Linked DNA regions of Mus musculus: region 1 is linked to region 2. The links are chromatin loops, found by intact Hi-C in ENCODE. Cell type or tissue: heart. All regions are shown on one strand. Links, peaks and the distances in the headings refer to the core of each region. The heading gives the core; the rest is flanking DNA.

Evidence for each region. A loop is a pair of places that touch in the nucleus more often than their neighbours do. Peaks named below come from ENCODE experiments on the same cell type or tissue, not always from the same donor. Only the 100,000 strongest peaks of a DNase experiment are listed, where the experiment ranks them.
Region 1: it touches region 2 in a loop (2.8-fold over the local background); 3 of 42 quality-filtered maps call a loop at or near these places.

The regions. Positions count from the first base shown.
Region 1 is chrX:51,392,988-51,401,319 of GRCm38, reverse strand. All of the region lies in intron 4 of Hs6st2 (heparan sulfate 6-O-sulfotransferase 2), which reads left to right. Among named protein-coding and RNA genes, the nearest start is that of Mbnl3, 190 kb to the right of the region's middle. In heart, for the core only: a CTCF peak has its summit at 3,695 (motif pointing left); no DNase peak of the experiment used is centred there.
Region 2 is chrX:51,677,403-51,685,734 of GRCm38, reverse strand. It overlaps Hs6st2 (heparan sulfate 6-O-sulfotransferase 2), which reads left to right and starts at 4,133. Exons shown (of 5, transcript NM_001077202.2): 1 at 4,133-4,560; 2 at 5,327-5,845. The coding sequence starts at 4,133. Gm35727 (a long non-coding RNA gene) reads right to left here and starts at 3,978. Exons shown (of 3, transcript XR_391681.3): 1 at 3,858-3,978. In heart, for the core only: a CTCF peak has its summit at 5,232; no DNase peak of the experiment used is centred there; H3K4me3 peaks cover 3,280 bases; H3K27ac peaks cover 2,253 bases; H3K27me3 peaks cover 3,676 bases.

The DNA.
Region 1 (8,332 bases), core at 149-8,148, 280 kb after region 2:
ACACCAGCAGCAATGCTAGTAGCTAATACTTTTCGAGTATTACCTTCTAAGCCCCTCAGCTTCAAAGGTCACAGGAGCCTCTGTTCCCTCCATAGATGTATAGGTTCCTGAGTCAGATGTCACTGAGCTCTCAGTTGTATTATTTCCTAGTTGAAACACAGAGCATGTTGTGTTCTACATTTTGTGTTGGTCAATAAAAAGGCAGGGCAGACACATTGGATTTCCGGGTTAAGAGATTATAGGAAACTAGGAAACATCATCTAAAGAGTGAGACATAACCCATAGCAACCACAGAGAGTCTGCTTAGAAGACTCCTTGCCTGTTTCTGATGCCATGGGTGTGAGATTTCCACTCTGAACTCCCATTTCCACTCTGAACTCTCAACTACCCATTTTGGCATTGGAAGAAGGAATAGATCCATTTCCTATCACTGGCATCAGATGCCTACCCTCAGGGGATGGCAGGTTGGCATGAAATTTCACATGCAAATAATAGAAAGACTCAGAACCCTGAGAAATACCATATGGGTAAGAAGGGGTTCCTGGAAGGGAAGTTGGGTAGCCTGAGTTGGTTAATAAATTTGCAAACTAGTGTGCATGTGACTTAGAGAAATTATATCCTTCATGCCCCCTACCACTCCCCTGGACTACCTCATGTGCACACTACAGAGGGCTTTTTCCAAAAGTTCTCTCCACCTAAAAAACACTTGGAGTATTAATGAACCACAACTCACAACGTAATTTTAGAATGCAAAAGTAGAGGTGGTGGGGAGGTGGCGTAAAGCTTTTCATGATGCCAGGCAATTGAGTGGATTCTGGATAAATCCTGGTGAGCACGGCTCATAAAGCTTGGAATTTCACATCTTGTTAAAAAAAAAAAAAAAAACCTCAAGCTTTCTCACTGGTTGCAACACCGTTTAGATTTATGTACTTTGCAACCTGTGGGGCTTTGGGAAAGAGGGGAATTGCTTTCTTAAAAGTGTTAATACCCCCATGGCAGATTATGTGAAGAATGCTTTCTTGAATATGAATTTAGACATATTAGAAGTCTTTCTTTTCCATAAAGGAAAAAAATTGAATTATTGTCTGCTCTGTAAAACATGTCGCCATGCTTCAGTTTTAGTGGAGGGCATTTGTGCTCTGATGAAGTTTCCCATATCACAGATAGATAGGCCCACTGCTAATTAGCTAGAGATGGGAGATCAATTTGTTAAAATGTTACTTTACACACAGAGAACTGTGCTCCAAGAGGAGCAGAATACATCCATGTGTTTCTTAAAGACTGGGAAATGTCTTGAGACACCTGCCATTAAGAACATTTGTTGTTGTCTAGGTGTCATAGAGTATGCCACACCAACCTAGATAGTATAGTACAATGTATGCCTAGGCTGCATTTTCATCTTGGACAGCTATAATATGTGAGTTTCATCTTTGACAAAAATAACATATCTTATATGGTGGGAATGAGACCTTCAGCCCGATTCCAGGTTGGTTTGCTGTTCAGTAGATGCTCCCTTAAGTGACCATAGTAAGTTTCAGTCATCCTATAGCTCTGGACAGGATAGGCCCTGTCCCATTTGGATTCCTGGGTGAAGCAAGGCAAATGATGGGCCCAGGGTATTAACTTGAAAGGGTAAAGTAGAGAGGGGTTCAGCATCCACATCATTTGAGACTGCCAGTGCTGAGAAGACAATGAAATGAAATCATGGGTATCAATGCTCTGCATCGCTCACTATCTGCAACTGTGATGGCTCACTCTTTTCACTAGATAAAGCTTGACTACAAAGCCACAAGACTGTTGTGGCAAATGTACCAAAACCAGAACATCTGAATGAGCGTCCACCCGCTTCAAAGTACTCCCCTCGCGGAGCCCCACTCTTCTTTAATGAGGTTGCTGCCACTGCTGATCACAGCGCTTATGGAACTCCTCTTTGGGGACTGCCAATATATGAGGCACACAAGAAAATCAATTCAAACAGCAACTGCGAGTCCCATTAGAGGCATATTTGCTTTTAATTCAATTTACTGTACTTTTATTTAGCCTAGGCTTACATATTAATGTTGTTTGAACTGCAAGTCATCCTGCTTGCTTGGACTTTGTTATTTACTTGCACTGAGAGGATCAAAGCACTTACTTTAGACCTTTTTAGCTGAGCGTGGGGACCAGGCTTTCAGCATTAATGACTCAATCACATGTATACCCCCTACCGTCCATTCAGTTTACTCAGGACCACCAACTACAATTCCTGTTTTTCTATCACTCTTCATTACTCTAAAACCAAGGGAAGGTGTGGAAAGGTTGAGCTTTCAGGAAAAATATCAGAAGCAAGCTCTAGGTATAGTAAAATTTTGCTCCTATTGATTTGGCTTAAGAAACTGTTTCCTTTCTTAAATTAACTTTTTATTGATCACTCCTATGTTCTTAACTGCTATGAGTTTGCTGGCCTTCTTCCATTTTTTTTAAATGGCTTTGATATTTATTTCCTCTATGGCCTGTGTAGAAAAAAATCTTATGATGGCCTTTTGTGAAGCAGTGAACCCAAAGAAAAGCCAATGTTTACAGCTTGATACTAGGAACTTTGTTCAGGGAATGGTTCCTGGATGGCTCCTGACAGAAATGAACATGCCCAGAGACTCTCCAACCAGAGGCCCGGGGTTTCTTTCTCTTAGGGCTTCACTTGGTTGGAAAGACTTCTGGTTGATGACACCACACTTAGGCCAGACATTCCTAGCTCCACTTTATCAGCTCCAAGAGAGCTCACTAATACATAGGCTTCAGAGCCCTGAGACCCATGCTTTGGAATAGTGAACAACTCAAAAAGTGTCTAGAGCCATGGTTCCCAGCCTGTGGCTCACGACTCCTTTGGGGCCAGAATGACCCTTGCACTGCATATAAGATATTTATATTATGGTTCAGAACAGTAGCAAAATTGCAGTTATGAAGTAGCCACAAAAATAACGTTATGGTTGGCCGTCACCACAACATGAGGAACAGCATTAGGAAGGTTGAGGACCACTGCCCTAGAGCATGGCGGTGGGGTGCTAGGGCATCACATTTGAAACCGCTCCTTTCAGTTCTTCTCAAAGCTGGAAGTCCTAGGGTTTTGTCCCTGAACTGGAATGGGAAAAATAGCTTGAGAAATAACCTTAGATTATGTTGTTCCTCTCAGTGTCCATTTCTTAGTGCATAAGTGACAGGCACAAAGCACTCCTAGCTATAAGCCTATGGCGAGGAAGTGCCATTCTCAGCAGCCAGACCTTTCTCCTTATTTGGAGTTAGTGCGTTCTTTAAAAGTCAGTTGAATGCCCTCTCCATTCTCAAGGGCTCTCAGCAACTTGTGGCTTCTGGGTAAGGCCTTCCATCTCTTAGGACCTCTGCTCCCCCTGCTTCTAAAGTGCAGGGCTTGAATCAGACGATGCACTGCTGCAGTGATTTCTTCTCGCTGGGACAATGCCAAGCTTCAGTAACTTACAACTTAGGTTCTTATTGCAGGATAAGTAAATGGTGAAACAAGGAGGAAACTGTGGTTGTTGCTTTTTTGCTGTCTTCCATTTTAAAACCCATGATCTTCCCAACTTCCTTTAAAGAGCCCTACTGCATAAGAAGTCAGGCACAGCAGCTGACTATAACCACATCTTAAATGCTCCAGCACCAGTACAAAATGGTATATCTGCTACTAAATAGTGACATCTAGTGGCTTTCCAATACCAAGGGCTCTGATACACATTTTCTTGTTAACCCCATACCCCACAAGCTTTGCTGCTTTGGCTGCCTTCATTCAATACTCTTTCATTAATCACTTACTTTATGTCAGACATTATGCTAGGCCCAGAGGAGCTCATATTGATAAACAATACATATTCTCTACTCTGCAAAGGGGAAGACAGTATAATCACTAGACAATCATAGCATTCTGTAGTGAATGTTCCAATAGTAGCTTCCCAAGACAACCACGGCAGAGGCAGGGAGCTTATTTTGTCCTGAAAGGTTTCATGGAGGGGAAAACCTTTGAGTCGAGTTTTGAAGCGGTTGTTGGCTTTTTTTAAAAGGTGGTTTATGAAGGACAAATCTATGTCATCTGAATGAGTGGGTACACTATATACAAAGGCAGGGGCCTTGTGGAGTCGTTGACTATGATAAACTTGAAAAATGAAAAGTATTTTTATATCCTTGAAGCATAAAATGTAGAATGTAATTTCTCAACTGTTGCCATTGAGGGGTGAATGATACTTTGTCTTACGGTGCTTGGCCTTGTAAAATGCTTAGTGAGATTCTAGAGTCGACCCATTGAAACCCAATCCTAACTGCTCCTTCCAGTTGTACCTGTCCAAACATCATTTTTTCTACTGCCAATACCCCCCGAGTTAGCACAGAGAAGGGTGTGCTAATTGGAGATTAGACTGGACAAAAAGAAAGCTGGGCTTCTTGTCGCTATGTGTAATGCAGAAGACCTGGGCTTTTATACTTTTTAGAGTGTCTTATGGGAAGGACTTTTTTTTTATTACTTACTTTCTTTATTTACATTTCAAATGTTATCCCCTTTTATAGTTTCTCCTCTGAAAACCCCCTATGCCCTCCCCCTGCCCCTTCTCACCAACCCACCCACTCCCACTTCCTGGTTCTGGCAGTCCCTACACTGGGTCATTGAGCCTTCACAGGACCTAAGAGCTCTTCTTCCATTGATGACTGACTAGGCCATCCTCTGCTATGTATGCAGTTAGAGCCATGAGTCCCACCATGGGTACTCTTTGATTGGTGGTTTAGTCCCAGGGAGATCTGGGGGTACTGGTTAGTGCATATTGTTGTTCCTCCTAGGGGCTGCAAACCCCTTCAGCTCCTTGGGTCCTTTCTCTAGTTCCTTCATTGGGGGCCCTGTGCTCTGTCCAATGGATAGCTGTGAGCATCCACTTCTGTATTTGTCAGACACTGGCAGATCCTCTCAGGAGACAGCTATATCAGGCTCCTGTCAGCAAGCTCTTGTTGGCATCCACAGGAAAGGACTTACTGCAGAAAGACAGGTCAGATGTATTTCATGTGAATTGTGGAAGTAGTATGGGGCTGGATGCATAAAAGTCCCCTGGGATGCTGCTGTAGCTTTGATCCAATAGAGAAGTGATAAGGGCCTGCCACCTACCAAGATTCAGGATCAGCAGGATTTAGGGAATTGTTTAGATATAAATAATTCCTGAGACAAAGGAATCATAGATTACCCTTGAGTTTCCCACTTACACAGAATTGTCGATGGATTCTCTTGTCTCCATGATGTCTTAACAATGTCTAGACATCGTATGTGTGGAGCAGGCTCACAGTACGATAAGCCCAACAAGATAGAACATACTCATATAAAAATTATGTGGTGTGAGCTTGTTCATCATAGACTGGCAGCAAACACCAATAGCAGCCAGAATCCATTGTGAGCTAGTCTTCCAAGGACCAAGAAATCTACCTGGGGTGCACAGGGTTTCAAATGTGCATGCTGGAGGCAGATGTGGTGGTGGTGCATGCTTGTAATCTGACTGCCGATGAGGCTGAGGCAGGAGGATCATGAGTTCCTGCTCAGTCTGGACTATATAGTGAGTACCAGACCAGCTTGAGCATTTTAGTGAAACCCTGTCTCAAAAATATATATATATATATTAAATATGTATACCTCATTTAGACCACAGTTAAAGACCCCAAATTCAGCCCTGGGTTTTATGTCTGGAACATAATGGGTGTCATATACAAATGATTGAAGTACATTGAAATTCTAGGGTAAAGGAAGAAAGTCTGGGCAATTCTTCCCTAACTCGAGATGTTGTGTTCCTTAGGAAGGACAGGAACAAGGCTGGGACTAAAGACAAGCGCAAGGCTGGGGCTATTTCAGGTGGTTCTTTCTCATCTCAGAATATTGCATTCCAAGCACATTCTGCAGTTATCTCAAAAGCTACAAGCAAGAAACATGGGAAGATTGGGTTAATCCAAGGCCACCTGGAGGGCAGCTGTCTTGAAATAGGAGGTGGCCAGCTGTGGGCTGCCTGCCTTGTGCCACTAGAAGTACCATGGGCATACACATGCCCTGAATGACAAACAGACATTCTATTAACCCAGGAAACTGATGGAGAGTCATAACTCCAATTTCACAATGTGAAACCTGTTCATTTTAATTAAGTGACCCATTTGGTGGCAAGACAATACTGTCCAATTATTACTGAGTGAAACCAAGTGTGTATGATTTTCCTGGGCATGAGCTTGCCTTGCTCTTTGAAAATTAAACCAGTCTGTTTCACAGTACTGGTTGGGTTCATATCAATCTGAAGGGAGATTTCTAGCAAATACCACAGACCTGCAACACCTTGTTCTATTTTAATAAGTGCCTGGATGCAGACATTGCCAACAAGAAAAAAGTATACTGGCAGAGCAGGGGGATGTAATCAGAATCCAGATGCATTTTTGAGAGGATTGGGTTTCCTTTAAAAGGAAGAAATTAAGCAAGGTCATCAGCAACCGACATCCATCCAGGATGGACTGGATTTCAGAAGTCCTCATCAGTTTCCTGGGTTAATGAATGTCTGATCATTCAGTGCACCTGTAGACCCATGATGCCTCGAGTGTCACAAGGCAGTTCACCAAGGCAGTGTCACAAGGCTGACCACCTTCTATTGTGGGGCCAGAAAGATAGTTCAGTGGGTAAAGGCACTTACTGCCAAGTCTAATGGCATGAGTTTGATCCCTAGGACCCACATGGTCCAAGTATCCTCCGCCTGAAAACTGTCCTCTGAATTCCACACAGGTGCCATGGGCATGCACCTGGCATAGGTACATGCATTCATGTACAGATACACAGAGGTAAACAAACAAATAAAAATACATACATACAGACAGACAGACATAAGTGGTGCGTATGTGAAAAATAGAAAAATTCTTTTTGCTCTATCAGTGGTTTGTCATGGCCTCCAAAAGGCTAACTGCAATTTGATCTGAGGACACAAGAACAGAAATGCTGTCACAATGAGGGAAGTTGCTTTCTTGACATTTGTTAGATCATGCCCAGAGGCCATGTTCAAATAAATTGGAATCTAATCAGAGGCAAACAACAGGGTGGTAAGGACCTTAAAGTAATACAGAGAATAGGGAACAACCACAGAGCATAAAGAGAAGCGTTGGGTCCATAAAGCTGCCGTCAGATGCCTAATTCTAGGTTGCTTGTCTGAATGTGTAAGTCTACTTCCCACCCTCAAAGTTATCCTCCAGAAACCTAAGAAGCACCTTTCATGTAAGCTCCCTCTCCCTCTCCCTCTCCATTGATTTTTGTCTCTGTGACAGATGCGTATGAATCCCATACCATGGCACCTACATCCTGTCTCAACCTGACCGCCAATCCCTCTCCAGTTCCTGCCAGACTCCTCTGCTGCCCACTATTTTTCCACGAAGCAGGCTGCTTTACACTTCTGTGCCATTCATTGTTCTTTCCCTTCTGTCTCTTCTTCCTTTGTCTCATTCTTCCTTTAGGCAAACCTAAAGATGCCATCAGGGTGCTATCCTCACATTCTGTTCTTGCTTCCATTTGCTAGCCTGTATGTTGTCCTAGGTTCCCCAGACTCCTCCATGGTTCTCTCTGCTTCCCTTGGTTCTTTCTCCACAGCCGAGCATAGTAGGGACCAAGAGGGAGCAAGTACACACTGCTGGAATATCTATCCATGTGTCTGGATTTATTGGCTTCCTCCAAATCACTTATTGGCTATTTCCTTTCAAGTTCTTTTGTCAGAATACTAAACATCCTACATCCTTAGTCTGGCAAAACCTCCAAGGTATTATTAATTTATGTTTGTTCGTGTGGATACTCAAGCACATGTGTGTATGAGTGCCAAGAAGTCAATGTCTATGACTTTTGAGACAGGGTCTCTCAGTAAATCTGGATATCACTGACTGGTCTCATCTGGCTGTCCAGTGAATAGTTCCACACACCTCTGCCTCTACAGTTGTGGAATTACAGGCACATCCTGCTACACCTGGATTTTTATGTGGATTCTGGAGATCTGAGCTCAGGTCCTCATGTTTGCACACCAAGCACTTTACCAGCTGAGCCTTCATCGTGGACCCTGATGGAGTGTGTTTACATGGTTTCTAACCTCTGTCACACAAGGTGACTTCGAAGACCAATGAACACTCCATCCGCACATTCTCAGCTGCATTAGGTGCTCCCAATTGAGCCCTTAGGTCATTGAGAAGGTTTCCCCTGAGGACTGGGCTATTAACATAATCTTAACATAATCTCCAGTATTAGGTACCTGGATCTCTCTCTCTCTCTCTCTCTCTCTCTCTCTCTCTCTCTCTCTCTCTCTCTCTCTCT
Region 2 (8,332 bases), core at 289-8,288:
ACTCCTTTAGTATGCACGGCACCCCAGCATTTTCCTCCTTTTTTAATTTGTTGAGCCCCGGGTTTTGTCAGGCCAGAAATCAAAGCTCTGTGTCTTGTGAGGGGAAACAGGACTATGGAGAGGGATATGTGTAACACACCCAACCTGTTTATAATATTAAAGCTTGAGCTCCACAATAGCATTTCATTAAGTACTGCTGTTCATTCAGTTTGGAGAGACACATAAATACAGAATGCATTGGCACTACCATTTGCATGCCTTCAATCTTTGTGACAAAAATTGCCTATTATTGAGAATATGAGCATTTTCAAAAATTATAGACAGCTGGAAAAACGGGGTTGACGCGAATACTCAGGATGAGGAGAAAGCATACTGTTTTATGCTTTGTAGTAAATGTGACACACTCTCTCTAATATTGTTTCCACTATTTCTATTCTAATTTGAACAGGAGACCCTGCTGTTGCTACTGTATTATAGGCCCACAACAAATGTAACTGCTGAGATCCTGTGTCGCTAATGCCACAGAATGCTATAGAATTTCATTTTGAGGACCAGGAATCCAAACTTTCTCCCACTGCCTGTGGCATTTTGGCTCTTGAAGCAGACAAGTAACTTTGGTCTTGGCATTATCAGATCAAAAAAAGTTCTCTTTGAATCTCATTAACCTTGCTGTCCTACACAAAGGGGACAAAAGAAGCCCAGCAAGGAAGTGGTTTCCCTGGCCTACTAGGTGTTCTTAGCATCCTAGTCAAGGTGTGCTCAGAAACTAGGGCAGAGAGAAAGACATCAGGATTAGCATATGAAAGCAGTCAAGTGACTGAAGGACCCTAACCTCTCCCCACCTGGGCTGTCTGTAACCAAGCAGAGCATCCCAGGGAAATGCAAGCAATCTGCAAGTGTGGGAGAAAGCAGCAGTGACCTAGAAAGGGTCATTGTGGGGAGATGGGATTTTTGAGCCTGGGATCTCACCCATTCTCAAGAGCACCATTGTCTTTCTTAATGGACTGCAACTATTTCTATCACAATCCACGCGTCCCTACTTCACTTCTTTGTTCTGTGACAAAAGAACCTGGCCATTTCAGTGGGTGCCCTCTGGATTCAGATTCATGCTTATAACAAAGGACTCTTGCCAGAGCCGCCTGTTGTCCTCTCAGTCTCAAGCACCCAGATGCAGGGCTTCTCACACTCCACTTACTATACAAGCCAGACTGACCTTTGTGCTCTCTGAATCATCAACCTTTTGTTGAAAATCATTGAAGGACAGTTCTGTGAAAAATACTGAAAACCTCACCACATTTTGGAATTAATCAGAGGCTCTGCTCAGACTGCAATGTCCTCCTTACCTTCCAAGTACTGAAACCTACATGCTTATACCTACTGCAACTAAAGTTCCTCCAAGGAGATAGAAAGCCAAAGACTTTACAATTCAGCCTGCTCTTTTGCACTTCACCTCCCATCTCAATATCTCTCTGGAAGAAACACTCTTGTGTGTCCAACCTGCAGTCTGCAGCCAGCTTGCTGAGAATAGCTGTGAATGTGGTCCAAGAAAAAATGATAAATTTGCTTAAAACATTATGAGCTAGATTCAGGGACTCAGGCTCTTTATCCCATCATTCAACAGGCAGAAGCAGCAGGATTTCTGTGAGTTCAAGTTCAATCTGGTCGACACAGCATGTTCTAAGTCTTCCAGGACTACATAGAATGTATCTCAAAGCAACCAACATTTTGAGATTTATTTTTTGCTATCAGTATTTTATTATTTAGAGGTGTGTGTGTGTGTGTGTGTGTGTGTGTGTGTGTGTGTGTGCACACGCATGCACGAGAGCATTTCTGTTCCTGTGGAGGTCAGATGGCAACTTGAGATAATTGGTTCTCTCCTTTCACCATGTGGGTCTAAGGGATTGAACTCAGATAGTCAGGCTTGGCAGCAGGTGCTGAACCATCTGCTGGCCCCCATGATTTTTTTTTTTTTTTTTTGTCTCACAAACATGAAGGGGGGAGGGTCAAGAAATGGTGTGTATATGGAAGTCTACTTCACTGAGCTGTTGTATATATTCACATTAATAATGTGTTAGCAGAGTACTGTATCTCAGAAACTGCAGTTTTCTTCCTTTGGCTCTGCAGAGATAAACCTGACTAACCCTTTCCCTATTTGCCTGTGTGTGTGTGTGTGTGTGTGTGTGTGTGTGTGTGTGTGTGTTTACATCTCTGCACAGGTTTCTTTTTTGGGAAAATCCTGGTTTTCCCTGGTGCTGCTCACCACCTTCATCTACCTTCAACCCAAGGTAATTTCCTTTCCCATATTCCAATCCCATTAATCCTTCTTAAATAGAAATTCCATAATTAGTACCTGTGGGCTTGAATGTGTGAACCACCAGTTTCACAAAGTATTTTCTTAAGGATCTACTGAATGCCATTATAATGCTGATAACGTGACTGGAGGAACCTTCTATGTGCTGTCCTTGAGGAGGATAGCTACCTACTGTGTCAACCAAAGAGGCCACTGTGTGGGTGGCCATGGAAATGGTGATCCCTGTTGCTTCAGGGCTTACATCCTTACCTGCCCCCAGCGGGGAGTAGGGCCTATTCCACAGACTCAGGGGAGCTTTCTGGGGAGCCAAGGTCTATTTTGTGTACTGCAGCATCCAGTTCCTTTGTACAACTTTGCTCCTAGAGATCAGGGCCAGAGATGCAGGGATGCCATGAATGGAGTATTTCCAAAAGATTGTGTTGACACCTAGTATTGACACCTGCAGCAGCTAGACAAAGAATCCTTTAGTGTCCCTGTAGATTCCCTGGGGCATGGGTAAGTACAGCTAGGACTGGGGATTCTGAGTAGAAGGGCTAGGTGACAGTTAAAAAAAAATGGCCTGACAAGAACCCTTCTTTAACTAGCCTCACACTCATTTGGTACACCTAGGCAAGAAGCATTGCAGATAAACATCACCTAGTATTTTGAGTTGCCTAAAGGTTTCTACATTTTATCCTCACACTAGCCTAATTGGTTAAAATGGAGGCATTACTATTAGTCTTATGTGACAGAAGAGGAAATTGAGCCTCAGGAAGGGCAAATTATTTTGCCATAGTTTCTGTAAGCAAGTGGAATAATCCCAAGGGCTCCTGAATCAGGCTTTGCATGCTGCTCCACTGTGCAAGGGAGATAATGTTCTGGAGAGAAACACCCCTATACTAGCTAGCACTCAGCTTACAGCATCCTTTTCCAGTGGCCACCACCACCGGTGCTACTACTTTGAAACATTGCTGCTAACCCACACATCTTGTGCATCAGTTAGGCTGGGAGTGCATGTTCAGTAATGGAAACTCCAGTGTCTTCATGCACTGCACATTCCCCCATTCATTAGCTAGGAAATGTCTGCGACCCAGCTTGCCAGGGGCCTTGTTCTGAAGGAATATCCCTTCTTAAATCTCTGCAGCCCTGTTTTCCCAGATGAAAAGAGCCCTTGGACAACTGGGCTTGATAATAAACCCATACATATTTATTTAGAGACATGTTCTAATTATGAAAAAACTAAAAGGTTGGATCGTGCTTGGTTTTCTGAGAATAAATCCCGGTTCTGTGCTGTGTGACCTTGGGTGCATATCTAATTCTCTCTGGGCTTCAGATTCTTCATATGCCACAACACCTTGAGCAAGATGGTCTGACTCTGATGTGGTGTGTAGTTAGACATCCATCCATTCAATCAACGGTAGTGAGTGAGTGAAATCTTTCTGAGGGCGGTGGGCTTGGTGCATGAGATTCATAAGGGGACAGGAATTAGAGTGAGAGTGCTTTGAAAATGCTCAAAAATCCCCCGTGTAAGGTTTTTTAGTCATGCTTTATTGCCATGCTGACTTACCTTTTCAGAAAATACCCCCCTCTTCCGTTGCAGAATGGAAATTGGCAAAGAGAGAGGGAAAGGGTCCAATTTGCGCCTTTGCTATTTTAAGGGAGGCTGAAATTATGAGCCAAAGTGGAGTGATGCGCTCTCTGGAGTGACCTCCGTTCTCCAACACAGGAGAAAACCCAGGTCTTTTGCTTGTGAAGTGGCTGGGGCTCTTGGGCGCGAGGCATTATTATATAAATTCAGGCTCGCTCCTGATCCTTAGTACCCTGAGTTGCCTGAAGGGGGGAATGGCACTGCCTGCGTTTGCAGCCCGGGCGCTCGGGCCGCCACTGCAACCGGAGCAAGGAGCGCCCGCCCGCACCACCTGTCCCCGCCGGCATTCCAGAGTAGAGGCCGAATTGGCAGCAAGCCGGCCCGGGTCTGTTGCCGCCTCAGTCCGCGCCGGCCCTCCTAGGGGTGTGTCTCTCGGATTCAACTCCCCGCCGCTCCAGGACAAGCCCCCAAAGGCATTTTCTTCCTTGGCGGGAGCCTTGCGCGCCCCGCTCTTCGCGCTGCTGCCTCGAGGCCGCCGCAGGCGGATGCACGACCTCAGGCGACGCTGGGACCTGGGCTCCCTCTGCCGGGCCCTGCTCACTCGGGGCCTGGCAGCCGTGGGCCACTCGCTCAAGCACGTGCTCAGTGCGATCTTCTCCAAGATTTTCGGTCCCTTGGCCAGGTACGTGGTGAGCGAACGTGGGGCTTTCGCTCCGGGTCCAGGGTGAGCCCGGGCGGCGGGAGGAGGGAAGGCAGTTGGGAGCGAGGGCAAGGCTCAAAGTTCCAGGGTGCCGGTGGTGGCGGGGCTGGGGGACTCGAGACGGGTTGAGCGCGCAACTGACCGCTGTTCCGCGGGAAAGGGCTGCGCTGCCTCTGCTTGCAAAGTCAGGCAGCCCGCGGGCTCCTTCCTTCTCCCCCTGGGGAACCCCGAAGCCCCAGCTCACTTCTAGAGGCCACCCGGTGAGCAACGGGACGCGCGCCAAGGGAGCCCGGGTTTAGGGTCAGCAGCTCGCGCACAAGGAGGGAAATGGGGTCCGGGGCCCCAGAGAGTCCCGCGGGCCAACGGGATGGGGATGGGAGCTCGAGAGAGGAGAGCGGGAAGCACCCAGCGCCTGAAGAGGGGTGGCGTGAGTTAGGGAGTAGAGAGACCAGGACCGGAGGGATCCTGCGGCCGCGGAGTGGGTCGGGGTTTTTCCGCGGGGGAGGGGGCCAACGGCCAGCGGGATGGAGTCGGGGTGAGGGGGGGTGTGCGGCAGAAGCCACAGCGCTGAGCCTGCCGGGAAGGAAGGAAGCGGGGAAGGGCGCCGCCGCCGCCGTGGTGGAGTACTCGGTACGGACGGGAGGGGAAAGGGGCGCAACGGTGGCGCCACGGGGAGGGGGCGGTGCGGGAGCGAGGCGAGCACGGGCCAAGCTGCGGGATTGACGTAACGAGCTTGGGTTTCCCCCAGCGTCGGGAACATGGATGAGAAATCTAACAAGCTGCTGCTGGCTTTGGTGATGCTCTTCCTATTTGCGGTGATCGTCCTCCAATACGTGTGCCCCGGCACAGAATGCCAGCTCCTCCGCCTGCAGGCGTTCAGCTCCCCGGTGCCGGATCCGTACCGCTCGGAGGATGAGAGTTCGGCCAGGTTTGTACCCCGCTACAATTTCAGCCGCGGCGATCTCCTGCGCAAGGTAGACTTCGACATCAAGGGCGATGACCTGATCGTGTTCCTGCACATCCAGAAGACTGGGGGCACCACTTTTGGCCGTCACCTGGTGCGCAACATCCAGCTGGAGCAGCCATGTGAGTGCCGCGTGGGGCAGAAGAAATGCACTTGCCACCGGCCGGGTAAGAGGGAGACCTGGCTCTTCTCCAGGTTCTCCACCGGCTGGAGCTGCGGGCTGCATGCCGACTGGACCGAGCTCACCAGCTGCGTGCCGGCGGTGGTGGATGGCAAGCGCGACGCCAGGCTGAGACCTTCCAGGTGAGTCTCAGTGAGTCCCTTAAGGGTGGTCACGGACCTGGGCCACAGTGAACCAGGGGCGGGAAAGGCTGTTTCTGTAGTTGCTGTGGGTCCCCGTGTACACCTTGGCGCCCAGTCCCTGCTGGGTAGACACTAGAGCCTATCTTAGTTGCTCTGTCAGGAAGCATCTGGGCTGCAGCCCAGGACAGCCGGTCTGCCCATCAGAAGGTTAGCCTGCTTGCTGAGTGAGTGTGGGGAAAGCGGCCTGGCTGCCTGGAAAGTCGCCCAGCAGCCGCAAGGACTGGACACTACACTCTGAGCACTAGAAAGTCCTAAAGAACCGTGCTCTGCATGCAGATTCTCAGGCCCATCCTCCTTATCCTCTCCTCCCTTCTGCACCTGGTCCCAAAGACCAGGCTTGTTCTCCTTCCATTCCCGTCCAGCATTCCCCCTCCCCTCCCTTTTAGTTTCTGGCTTTCTCTAGTGGGAAATTCTCTGCCCATCTTGTCTGCTGTTGGTTACTTCTTCCTTCCTTTTTCCTGGTCTTTCTCTTTCTATCTGCTGTTCCCCTTTCCCCTTTTCTTCTCTCTCTCTTTCTCACCTTTCTCTTTCTTCTTTCCCTGACTTCTATCACCTCCCTACCTCCAGGCCCCACTTTTCTCTGGAGAGCAGATGTCATTCTGCCACTGTTTGGGGACGCTCAGGGAGAGCTCCTGGCTCTCATCTTGTGCCCCTTACCGTTGCCCACACTTGAAGTGTCCATCATACTTTTCGAATATAAGGACGCACTTGGCCTGCTCGGTGACCAGGAAAGTAGCTCTGGACCCTGCATAGGGCTCAGGAGTCATAGGAGTGCTAGGAGCTTGTTCTGAGGCTCAGAAATCCAGGAGCCTCAGCATCCATGGTCAGCTCAGGTTCTTGCCAACAGGGAATGAATGAAATAGAAAAAACTGGTTTGTGGATAATCTGTAGCCAGTGAGGAGGCATTTTCTTCGGTTTAGCTGTTATGGCAGTTCCTGGAGGTCATGGGGTACTGTGAAGTGGACAAAAGGAGCTGCTTTGGAGTGAAATCAATCCAGCCAGAGCTATTGTTTTGCAGAGCCCTTGAAAACAAATCTGGACCAGGGCAGGGAGTCTAGCTGAGTTACTTGCAGGGAGTGAAATTGGGGTCTTCTGGTGAGCAATCACCATAGTGTCTTGCTCTGTCCATTTTGGTGACTTCTTGGGCTCTCAAAGGTTCTGCTGCCACTGCTGCTTTTGTTCACTTGGACCCCTCCTGCCTTACACAGCCTATGCTCACCTCACTTCCTAGCTGAAGTGATGTTTTACAGGTAGCTGTAAAGGATGAACTGTAGGTACGATGATTTCTTCTATCTAGCTTTAGCAAAGGGAGCCCCTGGTTTTCTGGTCACACCAGTTTACAGTGGCCTTTCTCAAAGGCCGGAGTCCTGGCTGAATCCTTTGAACTTTCATTTTTCTTTCTACACTAACAGGTTTGTTTTCCTATCACAAGAGATCCTTGGCCACAGACAGAAAGGCTGAGTGTCAGTTCATGGCAAGAATTGGGTTAAGTCGTCACAACAGCATTGTGCTGTTTAAGAAAGTCCCCTTCAGATCTGGCAGTACTGTAAATGATCTCTTATGCTAGCTAGCTTGTAGGTGTACTGAAGAATTGTGATCACAAACAATGTTTAGGGCGAAAGTAGACTTCCACACCTACAACAGTGGGGGTAGTGGTGGTGGAGATTAGAAGTCTTAACTGCTGTCGAAGCCATAGCTGTGTCTAGCATTGTATATGACATGTGTGCCTATACCAGTTCCTTTGAACATGTAGGTCAGGGTGTGATATCTGCAAATAGACTCTTAATGTGGTCTGAATTATCTATTCAGTTGAAGCAAAATTGTTTGTAATACAATATAGTTTTCTCAGGCATTAAAAGGGTGATATCATAGTGCCATCTAGTCTAATCAAAGAAGAACCACGTTTGGAAAAGTCAGTTGATTGTACGGTATTTATGAAAATGAAATAAAATTTCCTAGAGAAATACAATATCACCTCTTTATTAGTTCACTCCTTTCTGCCTATCTCCAGAATTATCAGTGATTGCCTAAAGGATCCAGACTTTTCCAGGCTATTGAGAGATCCCTGCTTGCAGGATGACAGTACTGACAACGTGTATGCATCATGTGTGCTTGTACATGGGAGATGAAAATTTAGTAGTCGACGCAACTGCACAGCTAGCGGTTTGTAGACATACTCGTCTCAGGACTACAGAATAAACCTCTAAATCCCTAGTAGTGCAGTCTATGTGGAGAGAACATTCTATTTTGTAATGAGTTTTCATAGTGTCTTGTTATTCCTCCGGGAATGTGTACTATCTTTTGGAGAATGGCAGACAGGACAAGAATATTCCCTTTTTATCAGAAGACAATGAGTGACATGCAAAGAGGCTGAATGACGTTTCCAAGGTCATTGAGGTCTTTAGTGACACAGCAGAAATCTGACTC